Linked DNA regions of Homo sapiens: region 2 is linked to region 1. Evidence: chromatin loops called from intact Hi-C (ENCODE). Cell type or tissue: CD14-positive monocyte. All regions are shown on one strand. Links, peaks and the distances in the headings refer to the core of each region. The heading gives the core; the rest is flanking DNA.

The links. A loop is a pair of places that touch in the nucleus more often than their neighbours do. Peaks named below come from ENCODE experiments on the same cell type or tissue, not always from the same donor. Only the 100,000 strongest peaks of a DNase experiment are listed, where the experiment ranks them.
Region 2: a loop joins it to region 1, with 1.8 times the contacts of the local background. A loop is called at or near these places in 1 of 110 quality-filtered maps.

The regions. Positions count from the first base shown.
Region 1 is chr12:116,404,590-116,408,985 of GRCh38, reverse strand. No RefSeq gene overlaps it. Among named protein-coding and RNA genes, the nearest start is that of MIR4472-2, 22 kb to the left of the region's middle. In CD14-positive monocyte, for the core only: no CTCF peak of the experiment used is centred there; DNase peaks (open chromatin) are centred at 2,215, 2,865 and 3,635; H3K27ac peaks cover 2,872 bases.
Region 2 is chr12:116,548,763-116,553,158 of GRCh38, reverse strand. No RefSeq gene overlaps it. Among named protein-coding and RNA genes, the nearest start is that of MAP1LC3B2, 8.4 kb to the left of the region's middle. In CD14-positive monocyte, for the core only: a CTCF peak has its summit at 2,261; DNase peaks (open chromatin) are centred at 268 and 1,058; H3K27ac peaks cover 2,424 bases.

The DNA of each region.
Region 1 (4,396 bases), core at 260-4,259:
ATTTCGAGATCAGAGTGTCAGTATGGCCAGGTTCTGGTTGGGGCCCTCCTCCAGGATGCAGACGGCCAACTTCTCATTGTATCCTCGCGTGGTGGAGAGAGGGTGAGAGAACTCTCTGGGGTCCCTTTTATAAGGGCACTAACCCCATTCATGAATGACCTGATTACATCCCAAAGGCCTGCTCCTCACACCATCATATTCAGGGTTAAGATTTCAACATAAGGATTTGGGGGTGACATGAACATTCAGTCCAGCAGCCTCCACCCCACTGGCAGAGGTCTTCTCTCTTCTCTCTGTAACATTCCTGCAGAATGCCCTTGTGACCACAGCTTGCTCCCGCTGCCTCTTTCTGTTACGCATGTGAAAATCCATCTCCCTCTGGGCTAGTATAAATAATAATGGCTACTACTACTACGATCTTTACGATGAGCACCAGATTACGTGCTCTGTCCTGTTCACCCATTATTTCTAACCCGATGACAACCTTCCCTAAGAGATGGCTTCATATTAGCCCAGAACACTGGGGCCCAGCAATGGGAAGCCACTTGCTCAAGGTCACACAGCCAGTGGGATGGCAAGCCAGGATTCCAAGCCAGATCCTTCTCTTATTTATTTATTTTTTTCTCAATCGCCCAGGCTGGAGTGCAGTGGTGTGATCTTGGCTCACTGCAACCTCTACCTCCCAGGTTCAAGTGATTCTCCTGCCTCAGCCTCCTGAGTAGCTGGGATTACAGTTGCCTACCACCATGCCCGGCTAATTTTTGTATTTTTAGTGGAGATGGGGTTTCACCATGTTGGCCAGGCTGGTCTCAAACTCCTGACCTCAAGTGATGCGCTGGCCTCAGCCTCCCAAAGTGCTGGGGTTACAGGCATGGGCCACAGCATAGCTCATTTAATTTACCAGTCACCAAGTAGCTCATTTTAATCAGTTTCCTGATTTGGCAGGAGATGAAACAAAATGGGTACTCTCTTAGACACTGTAGTTGCCCTCCCAATAATTTATCCTAAGATATCATTCCAAATGTACACAGGCGAGGTGCAGTGGCTCACACCTGTAACCCCAACACTTTGGAAGGCCAAGGCAGAAGGATCACTTGAGGCCAGAAGTTCAAGACCAGCCTAGGTAAACTTGTGAGACCCCATCTCTACAAAAATTTTAAAAATTAGCCAAGTGTGAGACTACATACCTGTAGTCTCAGCTACATGAGAGGCTGAGGTAGGGAGACTGCTTGAGCCCAGGAGCTTGAGGCTGCAGTGAGCCATGATGGCGCCATTGCATGTCAGCCTGGGCGACAGAGTGAGACACCATTTCAAAAAAAAAGAAGAAAGAAAGAAAAAGAAAAGAATGTACACAAAGACTTAACCACAAGGCTCTTCCTCTTGACCTCTTTCACAGTAAAAAACAGAAAATCCCTAACCATACAACAAAGTAATAAAGGCTGTGATTGATATTCCCATTTCACTGATGGGAAGATGGTGCAAGAGATGTTAAGCAGCCTAGGAGTGGAACTCAGGTGGTCTGGCATCAGAGTCTGAAGCTCGGCACTATATGCTTTTGGCTTCTAGAAAAGCCTGAAAGGCTGAAAGTAACAGTGGTGCTCTCTCGGTAGTTGGACTATGGGTAGTTTGTATTTTATTGTGTTTAGAGACAGGGTCTTGCTCTATTGCCCAGGCTGGAGTGTGGTGGCATAATCATAGCTCACTGCAGCCTTGACCTACCAGGTTCAAGTGATCCTCCAGGCTCAGCCTCTCAAGTAGCTAGGACCATAGGTGTGCACCACCATGCCCAGCTAATTTTTTTGTGTTTTGTAGAGCTGAGGTCTCCCTATATTGCCCAATCTGGTCTCAAACATCTGGGCTCAAGCAATCCTCCCGCTTCGGCCTCCCAAAATCCTGGGATCACAGGTGTGAACCATCACGCCCAGCTGGTAGTTTTTATTTGTTTCCTTTTGGCCTATGCATACTCTGAATTTTCTACTGAGATCATCCATTGTTAGTATACTTTGCCTAAAAAGAAAAAGAAATACTATGTATTTAAATCAGTCAGTCAACCAACAACCAACCAATCCATCAGCTGCGCTATTTTTGCATGTCTTCTGTTGTAAATGAGCCACCTCCAGTCACAGCCAAAGTCACTGTTCCCAGTCATTGCAGCCAGAGGGGCCTTGCCCTGTGGTGTCAGCCAGGGCGTGCATCTCAGTCTGCCTCTGCTGACAGCTCCATGTAGGGCTTGTGAAATCAAGGCAGATTGCATAAGAGCGTCCCCTGGGGCCCTGGAGCTGTTTGTCACCCCTGAGTTATTTTTATTGGTTGTAAACTGAGCTCTCCTTTTTGGAAGCTTCCTGGGACTGTAGAGTATCCCAGCCTCTGCAGAGAGAGGACAATGTTGGCCAGGGCTGAGAGGGCCTTGGCCTGGAACTTTGCAGGGGCCTTTTTGCCCAGGGTCAGAAAAGGAGGGCCTGTCGCAGTGCCTCACGCCTGTAAACCCAACACTCTGGGAGGCTGAGTGGATCACCTGAGGTCGGGAGTTCAAGACCAACCTGGCCAACATGGTGAAACCTTGTCTCTACTGAAAATACAAAAATTAGCTAGGGGTGGTGGCGGGCACCTGTAATCCCAGCTACTCAGGAGGTTGAGGCAGGAGAAACGCTTGAACCTGGAAGGCAGAGGTTGCAGTGAGCTGAGATCGCACCACTGCACTCCAGCCTGGGCGACAGAGCAAGACCCTGTCTCAAAATACAAAAATAAAAATTAAAAAAAAAAAAGAAAGAAAAAAGAAAAGGGAGTCAAAAAGAGTTCAACCCCTGGCCTTGCATCCTGGGTGTTTACCCCACTTGCCTGGTGGAGAACATGATGATGCTGATGATGATGATACAAATAACACAGCCAATCTCACTTTGCACATTCATGTGGACTGTAAGAATGACCGTGCAAACTGAAAGTGTACAAAAAGATCTCAATCACCAACAGGATAAAATAAGATTATTCTGTGACCTTTAACAATCTTCTGTCAAAACACTAAAACTCTCTTACTGTTGGCTATAAATGTTTAAGGAAATGAAAAACTAGGTAAAACTAACATCTCTTTCTTATACTTCAATTTAGAACATTAGAAACATTGAAAATATAACTGTAGGCTGGGAGCAGTGGCTCACGCCTGTAATCCCAACACTTTGGGAGGCCAAGGAGGGAGGATCACTTGAGCTCAGGAGTTTGAGACCAGCCTGGGCAGCATAGTGAAACCCTGTCTCTATAAAAACTAGCCAGGCATGGTGGTGCATGCCTGTAGTCCCAGCTACCAAGGAGGCTGAAGTGGGAGGACCACTTGAGCCCAGGAGGTTGAGGCTGCAGTCAGCTGTGATTGTGCCACTATACTCCAGCATAGGCGACAGGAGTGAGACCCTAAGAAAAAATATGTGTGTGTGTGTGTGTTGTATTTCTTTGTGTAAAAACTATCAAGAATAGCCTGAACCATGCTTGCCAGCTTCTTGTTTAACTAATGATACAGAGGGAGCATCTTGTTCTATGCCTTGGCGAATTGTCATATTTCTTTCTAAGATTGGATCAGTTTCCAAAATTGTATCCTTTGAACTTTCAGTGTTGTGAAATGTCCGCAGGAGTTCCTGCCAGCCTCACTTCCTCTGGATGGACTTCGTCCTTTTCCTCACAGTGACTTCCCTCATCTATTTCTTCTATAACCCTGGGATGGTGAATTTTATGTGTGAACTTGGGCAGGGCCATGGTATGCAGATCATTGGTGAAACATTATTCCAGATGTTTCCTGTGAAAGTATTTTTTAGATAAGATGAACACTTAAATCAGTAGAGTTTGAGTAAAGCAGATGGTCCTCTATAATGTGGTGGGTCTTATCCAATCAGTTGAAGGTCTTAATAGAAAAAGACTGACCTGCCCCGAAGAAGAAGGAATTCTGCCTCCAGATAACCACAATAGCAATTCTTCCTTGGCCCGGGTCCCCAATCTGCCAGCCTACCTTGCAGATTTTGGGCTTGCCAACCTCTGCAATGTGTGAGCCAATCAGTATATCTATCTATGGGTTTTATTTTGTTTTGTTTTGTTTTGGTTTGGTTTGGTTTTGAAATGGAGTCTCACTCTATCATCCAAGCTGGAGTGCAGTGGCATGATCTCAGTTCACTGCAACCTCTGCCTCCCGGGTTCACACAATTCTCCTGCCTGAGGTTCCCAACTAGCTAGGATTACAGGTGCCCGCTACCACGCCCAGCTAATTTTTGTATTTTTAGTAGAGACGAGGTTTCACCATGTTGGCCAGGCTGGTCTGGAACTCCTGACCTCAAGTGATCTGCCCACCTCGGCCTCCCAAAGTGCTGGGATTATAGGCGTGAGCCACCGCGCCCAGCCCGCACTTTCATCTTTGTTG
Region 2 (4,396 bases), core at 250-4,249, 140 kb before region 1:
GGACGTCCCTTTCCTGTCCTCCCCAAGCCCTACCCCTCTGATGTCTCCCCCATGGCTGAGTTGGCTACCACTTCTCATCACACGCCGCTATTGTTTTTCTTAGAGAAGAAGCCAGCCCCCGTGTCTCCATCAAAAGGGAGGAAAAGAAATAGAGACTTGGGGGGGCCCTGGGTTTCTTAAATATAGAAAGGCCCATCATTATTTGTGGAAGTGTTTAGTATGCGCCTGGGTCATTCGCTCATTTCCGCCACCTGGTCCCTGTGGGCGTCTGAGTGGGTGACACACACACAGCCAGCCCTGTCCCCACTCCTTCCTCAGCGGGGCCATGCGGACCGTACCCTTCTCCTTCTCCCCAGGCGGATGCACTTGGTCCAGCCTGGGCTCTCCTGGGGGCTTATTAACCATCCGTTCCTTCTGCTCGGCCCTGCCTGCTTAATTCTTGACTTGCACAGCTCCAATTCCCCTCCACGTCTGGGCTTAGGGCGGTTTTCTCCGCACTCTTTCTTGAAGCTCAGCGTGGATCAAGGGGCCCTGCTGCGCATGCTCACAGAACCTGGACTCCGCCCAGCCCTGGGCGCCACTGTCACTCATTAATCCCTTTCCTGATTCCTCCCCTCTTTGCAAAATTTGGACCCCGGGTGGGCGCCTTCGTAGAATCACACTTCTCAGTTTATGCCACACATTCACTATTTGTCTGTTCAAGGCCCTCCTTGTGCCTTCTTGTATTATTTTTCGCCTGCGTCTGCTGTTAGCATTTCTCACTGCCTCCCACAGGCAGTGACTCCAGTATCTTCAAAATAAATCCTTCCAACCCACTTTCCAATGCTTATGAAACATATATAGTCTTGCTCTGTGAGTGTATATTTTAAATTTATGTCCATGGTATTGTGTCATCAATCTCAGTCTAGTTCCTACTTTTTTCATTTCACACTGTATTTTTAAGCTCTATCCATGATGATGTATGCAAATTCAGGGTATTGTGTATTATTTCATCATCTGCATGTTTCAAATCTGGCTGACTCATTTCCTCCAGTCATAGACATGTAGGTCACCTTGGGCTCCTTGCTGGGACAAACTTGGCCACCACCAACATTCTCACACACGTCCTCTTATGATCCTATTCAGGAGTTTCCCCAGGATACACACCCGGGAGAGGGGTTGCCATGTCACAGATTGTTATGGGTTGGATTGTGTCCCCTGCCAAAGATATGTTGACGTCCAAATTCCCAACACCTCAGAATGTGACTTTGTTGGGAAACAGGGTCATTGCAGATATAATTAGTTAAGAGGAGGTCATACTGGAGTAGAGTGGGCCCTTGATCCAATATGACTGGTGTCTTTCTAAGAAGAGGGAAAACAATGAGCGGACAGAGGCACACAGGGAGAAAGGCCATGTGGTGATGGAAGCAGAGAGTGAAGAGACACAGCTACAAGCCATGGAACACCAAGAATTTATGGCCACCATTGGAAGCTAGGAAGAAGCAAGGAAGGATTCTACCCAGGGACTTAGAGACAGCATGGCCCTTCTGGCCTGTATCTTAGGTCTGCATCTTTAAATTTCTCTGAACATCTGCAACTTAGAACTTTCTCTCAGTGATAAGTACTGGTAATGTGATTCATGTTCATATACAAACTATATTCACCCATTCATCTATCCATTCATCCATCCTTCTGTTCATCCATCCAGCCATTCCTTCCATTTTCATCCATCCATCTATCATGCATCATTTTATCCATCCATCCATCCATTCGTCTGTCCATCTATCCACCCATCCATCTGTTCATCCATCCATCTATCCATCCATCTATTCATCCAATCAGCCATCCCTCTATCATAACCATCTGTCTATCATCCACCCACTTACCCATCCATCATCCATCCATCTATCCCTCTGTCTATCCATCCATCTATTAATCTGTTAATCCATCCATTCATCTGTTCATCTATCCATCCATCCACTAATTCTACAAGTTCTTACTGAGTACCTGCTCGGTGCTGGAGCAGAACAAGATAAACAGGTCTTTGTCTTCATGGAACTCATCACTGGTAGGGAAGACAGACATTAAACTTAGTTAGGAGTTATGAGTAGGAATTAGTTATAGCCCATCACTGTGGCTCACTTTGAGGCCAGCCTCCATCAGTTTGCTAAGAAAGGGGCATACCAATATCCACTCCATAGAAGAGATGAACAATTATACAAGAGAATAATGTATAGAATGCCTAGAATGCCTCAAGACTCCCCCCAGAGGAAAAATAAAACAAAACAAAACAAAAACAAAAGTAATTGCATAAATCCATCCATTTTTGCCATTATTAAAAAAAATCCCACACGTTAGTAACTCAGGCAGCAAAAACAAAGGAAACGGCTCCACTTTGCATTTACCTGGTTCCAGTCTTTCTGGGAGACTAAAAGATGTAGAGGCTTCTCTCATTTATCCTAGAACATGGCTATGAAGTAGTAAAGGTGGATCATGACAGATGAGGCAGCAAAGAAGCCGAGAGGTCACGCCACCTCCCAAGGTCATGCAGCTAGATGGAGAAAGAGGCGAGGGTGGAAAACGGGCTTCATGTCTCTTGGTCCACTGCAAAACACATGATAGCCAGACCAGGGAGGAATCGCTTTTCTCCATAATTGGAAATACCACCGAGAGCTAATTTCTCCCCAGTAGATCCACAGGGCAGAGAAGAGCACTTGACCTAGAGTCTTGTTAGGAGGGTGGTCTGTCATGCAGACTGCGAAACAATCAACCAGCCATCATATTTCCATTTCTCTTGGGCCGTTTCTGTCTGGAGAGAGAGAGAGAGAGCCCCAGTCAAAGCTGGGAGAGCCAGCGTGCAACGCATCCACTCAGGGCTGTTAATAATTGGGTTTTACGGATGCCCAGATTCACAGGCTATAGCTTAGTGCCTCTCCATCGATTTAACTATCATTTCAGGTCCATAGCTCACAGCTAGAAACCAACCTACATAAAACCCCACATTAGGACGCTTCCCTTCTTGTTTAGGACACTGCTTTCCATTAGGAAAACCAAACTACTTAGCGGAGAGCTTGATGGATGAGGCTGACGTTATAATCTCACTGAACAATTACAGGGCTGTCCTATTAGCGGGAGACACCCCAGTACACACATAAGATTTGGTAGACGAGATCTGTTGAACATTGAGGGGAGCCGGGAAGACAGAGTGCAGGTGGGCAAGCTGTGAATGAGCCAACTCTATCCTCAGAAGTCCCTAGAGGATTGTGTGTCAGAGACCTCTTCCTGATTTAATTTCAGAGTCCAAACAATGAAAATTAGTGACTGAAAAAGTATTTATTGAGTGCCTACTACATCTGTCTAGATCCTGGCTTAGCCAGTGGAGAAATTTACAAGGGGTGTAAATGACAATCCCTGCCCTCGTGGAACTTTCAATCTATTTAAGAAGGTAAATAAATGGATACGGATGATAGATTATACATAGAGGATAGAGAATAGATAGATAGGTAGGCATGCAGGTAGGAAGATAGGTAGATTAGAGGATTAGAGAGAGAGAGAGAAATAACCAATTGTCATAGCAGGTGGTGCTCATTTCCAACTAAATGATACCAAAATTAAACATGATAGAGCAGATTTAGCAGATAGGTGGCCCTTTCCCTTCCCTCACCAATGCTGGATATCCCTAATTATTTATGGCATCCATTATGGGTCGAATTGTGTCTTCCCCACTACCCCCACCCCCTGTCCCATCAAAAGATAAGTTAAAATCCTAACCCCTGGTACCTATGAATGTGGTTTTTCCAATGTAATCAAGTGAAGATGAGGTCATGAGGATGGACCTTAATCCAATGGCTGGTGTCCTTATAAGGAGAGGGAGATGTTTTAAATTTTATTATTATTTTTATATTATTGAGACAGAGTTTTGTGGCCCAGGCTGGAGTGCAGTGGAGCAATCTTGGCTCACTGCAACCTCTGCCCCATGGGTTCAAGCGATTCTCCTGCCTCAGTCTCCCAAGTAGCTGGGATTATAGGCACTCGCCACCCCACCCAGCTAATTTTTTGTATTTTTAGTACAGATGGGGTTTCACCATGTTGGCCAGGCTGGTCTCGAACTCCTGACCTCAAGTGATCTGCCTGCCTTGCTCTCCCAGAGTGCTGGGATTACAGGCATGAGCCACCGTGCCCAGCTGGAGAGGGAGATTTGAATACAGACACACACACAGAGGATAAGGCCATGTGAGGACACAGACACAGAGGGAAGACAGCTGTGTAAAGATGGAACCAGAGGTTGGAGTGATGCAGACACAAACCAAGGAACTCGAGATAAAACATATTTTCTAGCCTTGGTCTAAGTTCAGAAGGTGGTCAAGTGAGGCTTCCTGGTAAGATGGGCTGAGCTAGACGTTGAAAGGTAGATTGG